Regions from separate parts of the Mus musculus genome. Here region 1 is linked to region 2. Evidence: chromatin contacts called from ENCODE POLR2A ChIA-PET data. All regions are on one chromosome and are shown on one strand. The core of a region is the stretch at or near the end of the contact, and the rest is flanking DNA. Distances in the headings are between cores, read along the strand shown.

Region 1 (4,421 bases), core at 245-2,744, 1.3 Mb before region 2:
AGGAGATGTAGGTAGTCAGCCTTGAATTCTCCACAGCCTGATGCCCAGCAACGTATAAGAGCATTTATTAAAATTGTGGTTTTTCAGAGTCTCCTCTATCTTGGGCTTCTTGAAGCCCTTATCTATTTATTCACCAAAAACCAACGATCAGATAACAGACCACAAATTTGAGATTTCAGAACGTGCCAAGTGCAAAGATGGGAATTTGAAGAGCAACCTGTCTCATTCCCCTGGGAGACCATGGAAGGTTTCCCGGCAGTGGCAGAATTCTGTGGGCTGAAATTTGTGCATGACTCCAAACGCTGAACAAGTAGGAGTCCATAGAGAGCATGGCTAAATCTGAAGGGCCTTCAGACCTACACAGCCTTTCTTCTCTGGTGGACGGTCTTGTAAAGTACAGAAGAGAACGATGGAGGGAGGAGGAGAACACGGGTTACTGGACCTTTAGAACAGTTATGCATGGGCTAAAAGTAAATTATTTTCTATACGTGCATTAACATTTCAAGGAACAAATAAAACATCAGCGGAATTTTAGTAAAATAATGAAATACTAGTAAAATCATTAAATACTAATAATACGAATAAAAGAAAATATTAGATTGGAATTTTCTGGTGCGATTTACAGATGGCTGAAAGCAACCGGAGGCCTCACGTCCCACTATTGGAGGCGCTTATTAGCTTTTCTTGCCCACGCAGTGTAAGCCCCTCCCCCCCCCTTTGTGTCCACCCAACTTCCTCTCCTAGTCATTTCTGCTCACTGCAGTACTGTGTTGTGGTTTCCTAACCAAAGACTTTATGCTCTCGCAAAATAATCTAACAGAGCATTTTCGCGAAGCATTCGCTTGTGGTTTCTAGGGATTTTTCGAGGCTATACGCTAGTCACATAGTCACGTGAAAAACCTTTGGGTGGTCTGGACTTGAAGGGACCGGTGCATCCTTTCCAAGTTAGTGTCTCTTCAGAACTTCCAGAGACCCGGGGATGGATCTCCAACAGCAGCGCTCTGCACTGTTAGAAGCGGGTAGGTCTAGAGGGCGCTAGCCGCAGGCAATCAAGCTTTTCCACTCTGCCAGAAAGTTTCCAACCCCTTCTGGAGTCCCCGGGTGCCGGCTGCGGTCAGCCGAGAAGGGCGGCGGGAGGGGAGGTGGGAACACAAGAGGATCGCTTTAGTGATCAGCCTCCTGGAGAAGCGCCTGGAGGCTCTGACCCACTGCGGAAGAGGAAGAGGAGCTGGGCCCGGAGCGGGTGGGCGGACGGGCGGTGACAGTCCGGTCGTCCCCCGGAGCGCGCGGGTCAGGGTGGAGCCTGCAGCCCCGAGCCGCGTCAGCGTTTAGCATGCAAATGCATTCCCCGCTCCTCCCCCACCCCCACCCCGCCCCAGCCCTCCCCGCCCCGGGAGCGAGCTCAGCGGCTCCGCAGCCGCCCACCGCCTCCTGCGCGCCGCGCCGCCCAAGCGGGCGGCTCTACTTAAGCGGCGCGCGGGCCGCGACCCGCCACTCGCCTGGAGCGCGCGGGCGAGGCAGGCGCAGCGCACCGGGGCTCTCGTGGGCGCACTGCTGCGCGCTCGCACCGCGCGGCTCTCAGTGGCCGGCCGCCGCCTGAGCGCAGGGCTCCCCGATAAGAGCCGCTGGGGCTTCCGATCGCGACCCCGCTCCCTGCCACTTGGCCCATCCGGGCCACCTCTTTTTGGCCATGGCTCTGGCGGACAGCACCCGAGGATTACCCAACGGGGGCGGAGGCGGAGGTGGCAGCGGCTCGTCGTCGTCCTCGGCGGAGCCGCCGCTCTTCCCGGACATCGTAGAGCTGAACGTGGGAGGGCAGGTGTATGTGACCCGGCGCTGCACCGTGGTGTCCGTGCCCGACTCGCTGCTCTGGCGTATGTTCACGCAGCAGCAGCCGCAGGAGCTGGCCCGGGACAGCAAAGGCCGCTTCTTTCTGGACCGGGACGGCTTCCTCTTCCGCTACATCCTGGATTACCTGCGGGACTTGCAGCTCGTGCTGCCCGACTACTTCCCGGAGCGCAGCCGGCTGCAGCGCGAGGCCGAGTACTTCGAGCTGCCGGAGCTCGTGCGTCGCCTCGGGGCGCCCCAGCAACCCGGTCCGGGGCCACCGCCGCCGCACTCGCGCCGCGGGGTGCACAAGGAGGGCTCTCTGGGCGATGAGCTGCTGCCGCTGGGCTACGCAGAGCCCGAGCCGCAGGAGGGCGCCTCGGCCGGGGCGCCTTCGCCCACGCTGGAGCTGGCTAGCCGCAGCCCGTCCGGGGGCGCGGCGGGGCCCCTGCTCACGCCGTCCCAGTCTTTGGACGGCAGCCGGCGCTCCGGCTACATCACCATCGGCTACCGCGGCTCCTACACCATCGGGCGCGACGCTCAGGCGGACGCCAAGTTCCGGCGGGTGGCGCGCATCACCGTGTGCGGCAAGACGTCGCTGGCCAAGGAGGTGTTTGGGGACACCCTGAATGAGAGCCGGGACCCCGACCGGCCCCCGGAGCGCTACACCTCCCGCTATTACCTCAAGTTCAACTTCCTAGAGCAGGCCTTCGATAAGCTGTCCGAGTCGGGCTTCCACATGGTGGCGTGCAGCTCCACGGGCACCTGCGCTTTTGCTAGCAGCACCGACCAGAGCGAGGACAAGATCTGGACCAGCTACACCGAGTACGTCTTCTGCAGGGAGTGAGCTCCCCACGCCCGCCCCTCGCCACTCCGGTGCCCACTTCCCTTCCTCCCCTCGGGGGACAGGATTATAGATGCCCTCGCTTCCTCCCTGTTTCCCGATTCCTTCTGCCCCCACCCCCAGATCTCCTAGTAGGTCACCCAGACCCGTCTGCACCCCACTTGCGAATCTGCAGCCACAAATCCTCTGGGCGTCTTCATCATCTTTGGACCCCACTAGCCGAGAGAGTGTTCTGATGTAGCCCTTCACTCATGCTTCCTCTACTCCTGGCCTCCAACCACCCTTCCCCCAGATTGTCGTGATCTAGTGGGACAGTCACCAAGTACCTGGGAATGACTGAATTGATCAGAATCGGATTGCACGGTGTCCGGCGTGCAGTTCGGACGAGTCCTTGACATCTTAAACCCTTTGACTCCATAGCGGTTTCAGAGATCAGAACTGAGAGTGCTGTGTGGAGAGAGTGCTTTAAAAGGTTGTTAGAGATTTGACCCTCATTAGAAAGAGAGTTTTAGACAATTGAATGGTAGACCGTATGCTGGAAGACCCCAAGGACGCAGTTCAGAGACTGTAAATAAAGAGATTTTTTTGTTTGTTTTTAAAGTTACAGGTAGAAGTAAATTCTAGTACTGGCAACAGGGGAGAGTTCTATTTACCCCCAACACATTAGATCTCCTGTGGCTTAAAATTGTAGAAAGCAATCCTCCTGCCTGCGGAGGCGCCCTTTCTCTTCAGCTGTTTGCCGAGCTTTAGGTTTTGTTGGTTAAGGCTTCTAGGCTAGGAGCAGGCAGGGAGCGGGAGGCAGCGCTTCTAGAAGTCACCTGGCAGTGACCCAGTAACGCAGGAGTGGTTAGTAGGGACAGTCAGCCCTTACTTAGGTCTAGGACTGTGGGAGGGTTGGGGAGGGAGGAAAGATGGGAGGAAGGGCGGGAGGGAGGAGGGGGACATGCTCATTTATTATTTGAAAGTTGGAAGTTTGTATAATCCATTTGAGTATGTGCGCATTTAAAAAAATATGAAACAGTACGTGTAAACTTAGATTTTATCAAGATTAGTAGAAGACCCATCTTCAGCTGGAAGTCTATCGAGCTATTTTGAGTCCTAAACTTAGTTGCTAATACTTGTATAACCTAACCAAAGAGTTACCTAGTAGAGTTTTTAGTGATTTGAACATTTATTTTTCTTGTTGATTCTATTTCCTCACTTATAGCCTATTTACTTAAGCAAAATAAGTTTGATTTTTAATTACTTAGACTTCAGATCTCTTTATTATTATTATTATTATTGTTAGCAGTAGTGTTTTTAAATTGATGTTTTCTGCAAGGCCAGCAAGTGTGGGCTGCTGGGCTGTTCTGAAAACCGGAACAATGCTCTTTCTTTCCTGCGTTTGTTTGACGTTGCAGTGACAGATTCGAAAGATCAACGGAAGCACGGGGGGGGGGGGCTGCCCATCTGTAGATAGCTGTCAAGTGGAATGTTTCTAAATGAAGGCAAATAAGTACTTCAGTGTGAGCCGAGCAATAACGCGGTATTTAGGTGAATGCAACAGAAACAGGGGACCTTTGCCTTATTGCCTTTCCTCTCACGTGGAATGAATTCCCAGTGTGTATCCTGTGTACACCACAGCAGAGAGGAGGTATGCCCGTATGCTTCCACACCACAGCAGAGAGGAGGTATGCCCGTATGCTTCCCTCTGAGAGACGTCCTTTGGATAATCTGTGATTACAGAGAAGCCTTTGTGTATGTGTGTGTG
Region 2 (4,468 bases), core at 1,936-4,435:
AAACTCACAGAAAGAACAAAGAAGAGAAGATTAACAAACAAGAGAACTGTATGATACTATCTCATTCATGGTCCAAAATGCTTCAGAAAATACCTTGAAATTAACACTTTATCTTCAAACTAAGGGTCCTCTTGAAAGCAATGGGCTGTGTGGCAATGAAAGTCAGACATTCTGCTCTTTGGACAAAGGAATGTCTTTAATATGTGTGTGCTTTAGTCGAAAAAACAAAACAAACACAAACAAAAACCCTAACAAGAGAACCAACTAGCATGACTTCAAATGCCCAGGGTCCTCCTAAAGAATAGATGATAAAATTTTTAAATAAGAACATGAGGCCAGGCATGATACTGAACACCTTCAGTGCCAGCACTCTAGAACCAGAACAGGTAATCTCCAAGAGTTCAAAGCCAGCCTGGTCTACATAACGAGTTCCAGGATATCCAAGCCTCCCATGTCTGGAAATAAATAAGTGAATAAATAAACAAATATGAATACAAAACCCATTCAAATATCTTCAAGAACATTTAACAGTAGTCCAACTAGTGTGAGGAGTAAAAAAAATTAATTTTAATTTCTGTAACTATATTAAAGGAATCTGACAGTAGCTTTAGAAACTCTGTACTCTCTGTAAATAAGGAACATACCAAGTTGTCAAAGCACTGCTGCTAAGCCTTTCCACAGGCTGGGACTGAGGGAGAAGATGCACACACATAATGATTATCTTTCAGACCATCACACTTGCAAGGAGGTCATAGTATGCAAATTGTTCGCAGAACTTTTACACAACTGTAAGCGTGCTAAGATACACAAATAGTATTGACTTTCTTAAGATCCAGATACTAACCCCTGGGTAAGAAAAGAACGCTATGCACAGTTTCAGAAACAAGTATAAGTCTTGCAACACCACCTATAAACTGTGAATGACCCCAAATTGCCAATACCACCCAGACTCAGGGGGTGTGAATGGAAATGGCCCCTTCCCCCTTCCATCCCATACACTCATATGAAAAAAGTGAATGGTGACTTCAGCTTGCTTTCTGAAACCATGCAGCGCAAACACCACTGATGGAAAATTACAGGTAAAGCCTTGATTTTTCCAGGTTTATGAAGGAGCAAAGTTATTTTTTCTCTTAACTCCATTGCTGGGATTTTTCCACTCTCATTTCAATTCTGAATGCAGTGTTTGTAACTTCTCCCAGCCTTCCATACCCTTCCTCCCATCTCTCCAAGTCACCTTGGCACAGCTCAAAGTTTCAGCCTTTAAAGACACCAAAAGCTACCATCTGAGACACTTCTACCATCTAGAAAGTGAGGTCACTCATATCTCCTGCCCTCTTACTATACAGAAGTATAACATTTAACATTTATTTTTTTTCCTCATAAGTACATGATATTTTTAAAATGTGTATGTGTGTGTGAGTGTTTGTAGGTGTGTATGTGTGTATGTATGTGTATGTGTTTGTAGGTATATATATATGTGTGTGTGTGTGTGTATGAGCGTGTGTGAGTATGTGTGTGTTTGTAGGTATGTATGTATGTGAGTGTGTATGTGTGTATTTGTAGGTATGTATATGTGTGTGTGTGTGTGTTTGTAGGTATGTATGTGTGTGTGTGTGAGTGTTTGTAGGTATGTGTGAGTATGTATGTGTGTGTGTGTGTGTGTGAGCATTTGTAGGTATGTATGTGTGTGTGTGTGTGAGCATTTGTAGGTATGTATGTGTGTGTGTTTGTAGGTATGTATGTGTGTGTATGTGTGTGTGTGTGTGTTTGTAGGTATGTATGTGGATGTAGATTCCGATGGGGGTTGGGGTATATACTTGGAAGCCACCATTTTGGCTAAGTCACACTGAATACTTCTGCCTCAGCAGCCCTGCCTGTCCTGGAGTTGCAATGGCTTTTTTCCACGGGTGCTAGAGACCCAAAAGCAGGTCCTCAAGCTAGTGGGACCCTACATGTATTTCTTTAAAACATAAAATAAAATGACTTTTAAAGAACTAGCTTCCCCTATATTCTTAGTAGCCTAATTTGAATTTTTAGGTAGATTGAGGGGCTGCAGGCGTGATTCAGGAGTAGCCGCTCTTATCTAGCATGTCCCAGGCCCTGAATTAAATTCCCTAGCTGTTGGATAAAACAGCATGTGGCACCACTAACTCCAAAATGACGTCAGGGTTGGTGTGGGCAACAATTTTATAACCATCAGTTATTCTGAGTCCCACTTTGGGAAGGATTCTTTTGACCCATCCGGAAAGTCACCTCATAAGTCTAGAGTTGTAACTCGGTACTAGAGCCCAGGTGTGGGGTGCCTTGAGTTCATTCACAAGCACAACCCACCTAGGTGGTCAGCAACGGAATAAAACAGGCTAGTCCGAAGGCGACCATGTAGAGACTATCTCTCCTTCGTGACAATAAAAGGAACAGAAGATCTTGTCTGTGAGGCACAGCTGGAAGAATAACAAGCCGTCTGTAAAGGAGCTTAGGATATTTTAGTTTCTCAACTGGAGAGGAAGAGAGCGGGAGAGGGAAGGATGGCAGCCCCCCAACTCTCTAGGCTCACACCCCGTGCTGAATACACTGGCTACCCAGGTGCGTGATAAGCAACTGCATCCCGAAGAAATGCGCCCGAGGTCCCCAGCCTAGCTCTGTGCCCCGCTTTTTGGGAAGTGCGATACCCAAACCTGGTGGACAAGCGCTGGGAGATCTGCAAGAAAGTCTGAGGAGGGCTAGGCATCAGAAGACTAGAGAGGGAAATTTTGCACTGTACCCAAAACTGCCTCTTTACTCAGCCTAGGTCACCGGACGGACGTAAGCTCAGATTGGTGGGAAACCCAAGAAGACTCAGGCACGGAAAGTGTAAATTCATCTGTAAAGAACTGGAAAAGACACTCACCTCCACCCATCTCTGAGCCTCTGCGAATGCAACAGAGCAATCGGCCTCGGCGTCCTCCATCCCTTCCATGTCTAGGGCAAGAGAGGGAGAGGAGCAGCTCAGTGGGTGCGCGCCGGGACCCAGAGCTCCCACGCCACGCGTCCCCCGCCCTTTGTAGCGACGTGCAGTTTGAGTTCAGGAACCTAGAAGAATTTGCAGGAGTTGCTTTCTCCAAACTCTAGAAATCGGCTCAAGTTCAGCCTGACTGGAGCAGGAGGAGGTGAAGAGGCAACTGGAAGCGGTGTGCAGAAGGAGCCGGGACTCCTGGGAACTTCAAAAGTCGCAAGCGCTGTCACCGCCCTCGACAGTAGCCCCGCCCCGGCCCACCCCCTACGGGCCGGTCCCAGCTTCCGTCCTTGCCCCTCGCCAGGGTCCTTGCAGCCACCTCTCTGGTCAGAATTATCTGGGCGGGGAGATGCGCCCCAGCCGGCATCCTTCCCGCCTCTACCCGCCTTCCCAGTCCCGGGCTCTCTCGGGAGGCGGCGCCCCTTCTGCCTGCGGCCTGACATACCAGGAATAGCTGCACACAATTGCACCTTTCCGGGCCAAGAAACTTCCCCCGCGGGGACGCGGAGCCACCAGGCCTCCACGCCACTACCCTCCGGCTCCACGGAGCTCGCTGACCGGTCCCAGATGCTGCGCGGTCCCCGCTACTGCCCCGGCTTCCGGCCGCAGGTGAGGGTACCGGCCTGGGCACTGGCGGCTGGTCCCCTAGTCTGGGCTGGCGTCGCTCCTCCCCCGATCGCAGGTGGGTCCGTGGGGAAGACCTGTGGCTTCATTTCCCCTCTCGCCTCAAGGGTACGGTGAACCGAAGGAACTTGGCTTTTCTCCCACCTCTCCTGCCTGCTTGGCCCAGTTCTGGACATTGGCCCGCCCTCCCCCGGAGAATCAAAACCTGTACCCTTCGTGGTGTGGCAAAGGTGACTGGTTATTCAGAGTGAGCAGAGAGTTTGAGTAAGTGCTCGGGGCCTGGCCAGCAAAGTGCACAGGTGGTCCAATGCCCCGCGATCTCTCCAAGGAAACTCTGGGGACTCTCTGGGCTCCAACCAGGGTACTTGACCTATGGAAGAAGATAAGATCAGCCCTTCTTTTCTGGAGGAGACGCAACATTTCATTCTTTTTTTCTTTTCTTTTTTTTTTCTTTTTTTTCTTTGTGTGTGTGTGTGTGTGTGTGTGTGATTAAAGAAATTTTCAAACGTATGGCAGAGAATCTTGTCTACGGAAACAGCCTAGCTTCTGTTTAATGATCATTAGCACTTGGGCTTATCTCACTATAGAGAGGTTTAAAGTAGGATACATTTCAGCTCTAAATATCCCAGGATACAGTTCATCTTTAACGAACACTATCCTGCAATATCATAGACCATTTTCACATGTAACTAAATAAAGCCAATAAAATTGCTAATCAACCGGGCTCGGATTTCCCTAGGATGCCAAAGCGTCCTTTGCAGCTGACTTACCTAGACCTCGAGGCAATCAGAGAATCTGCATTCCGTTTGATTGCGGATTTTTTACCCTAGAAGGGCCTCCTCCTCAAGCCCC

Evidence for each region. ChIA-PET counts read pairs that join two places held with the same protein, here RNA polymerase II (POLR2A).
Region 1: POLR2A ChIA-PET joins it to region 2 with 10 read pairs in Patski. The contact joins the promoter of Kctd12 here to the promoter of Lmo7 in region 2. POLR2A ChIA-PET finds 5 or more read pairs at or near these places in 2 of 5 experiments (Patski and embryonic stem cell).

Annotation. Positions count from the first base shown.
Region 1 is chr14:102,979,710-102,984,130 of GRCm38, reverse strand. It overlaps Kctd12 (potassium channel tetramerisation domain containing 12), which reads left to right and starts at 1,494. Exons shown (of 1, transcript NM_177715.4): 1 at 1,494-4,421. The coding sequence starts at 1,691. The coding sequence ends at 2,674. Mir5130 (microRNA 5130) reads left to right here and starts at 1,499; the gene lies at 1,499-1,582.
Region 2 is chr14:101,728,645-101,733,112 of GRCm38, reverse strand. Lmo7 (LIM domain only 7) reads right to left here and starts at 3,185. Exons shown (of 31, transcript NM_201529.2): 1 at 2,888-3,185. The coding sequence starts at 2,956. It overlaps Gm9922 (predicted gene 9922), which reads left to right and starts at 3,385. Exons shown (of 2, transcript NR_168926.1): 1 at 3,385-3,601; 2 at 3,724-4,468.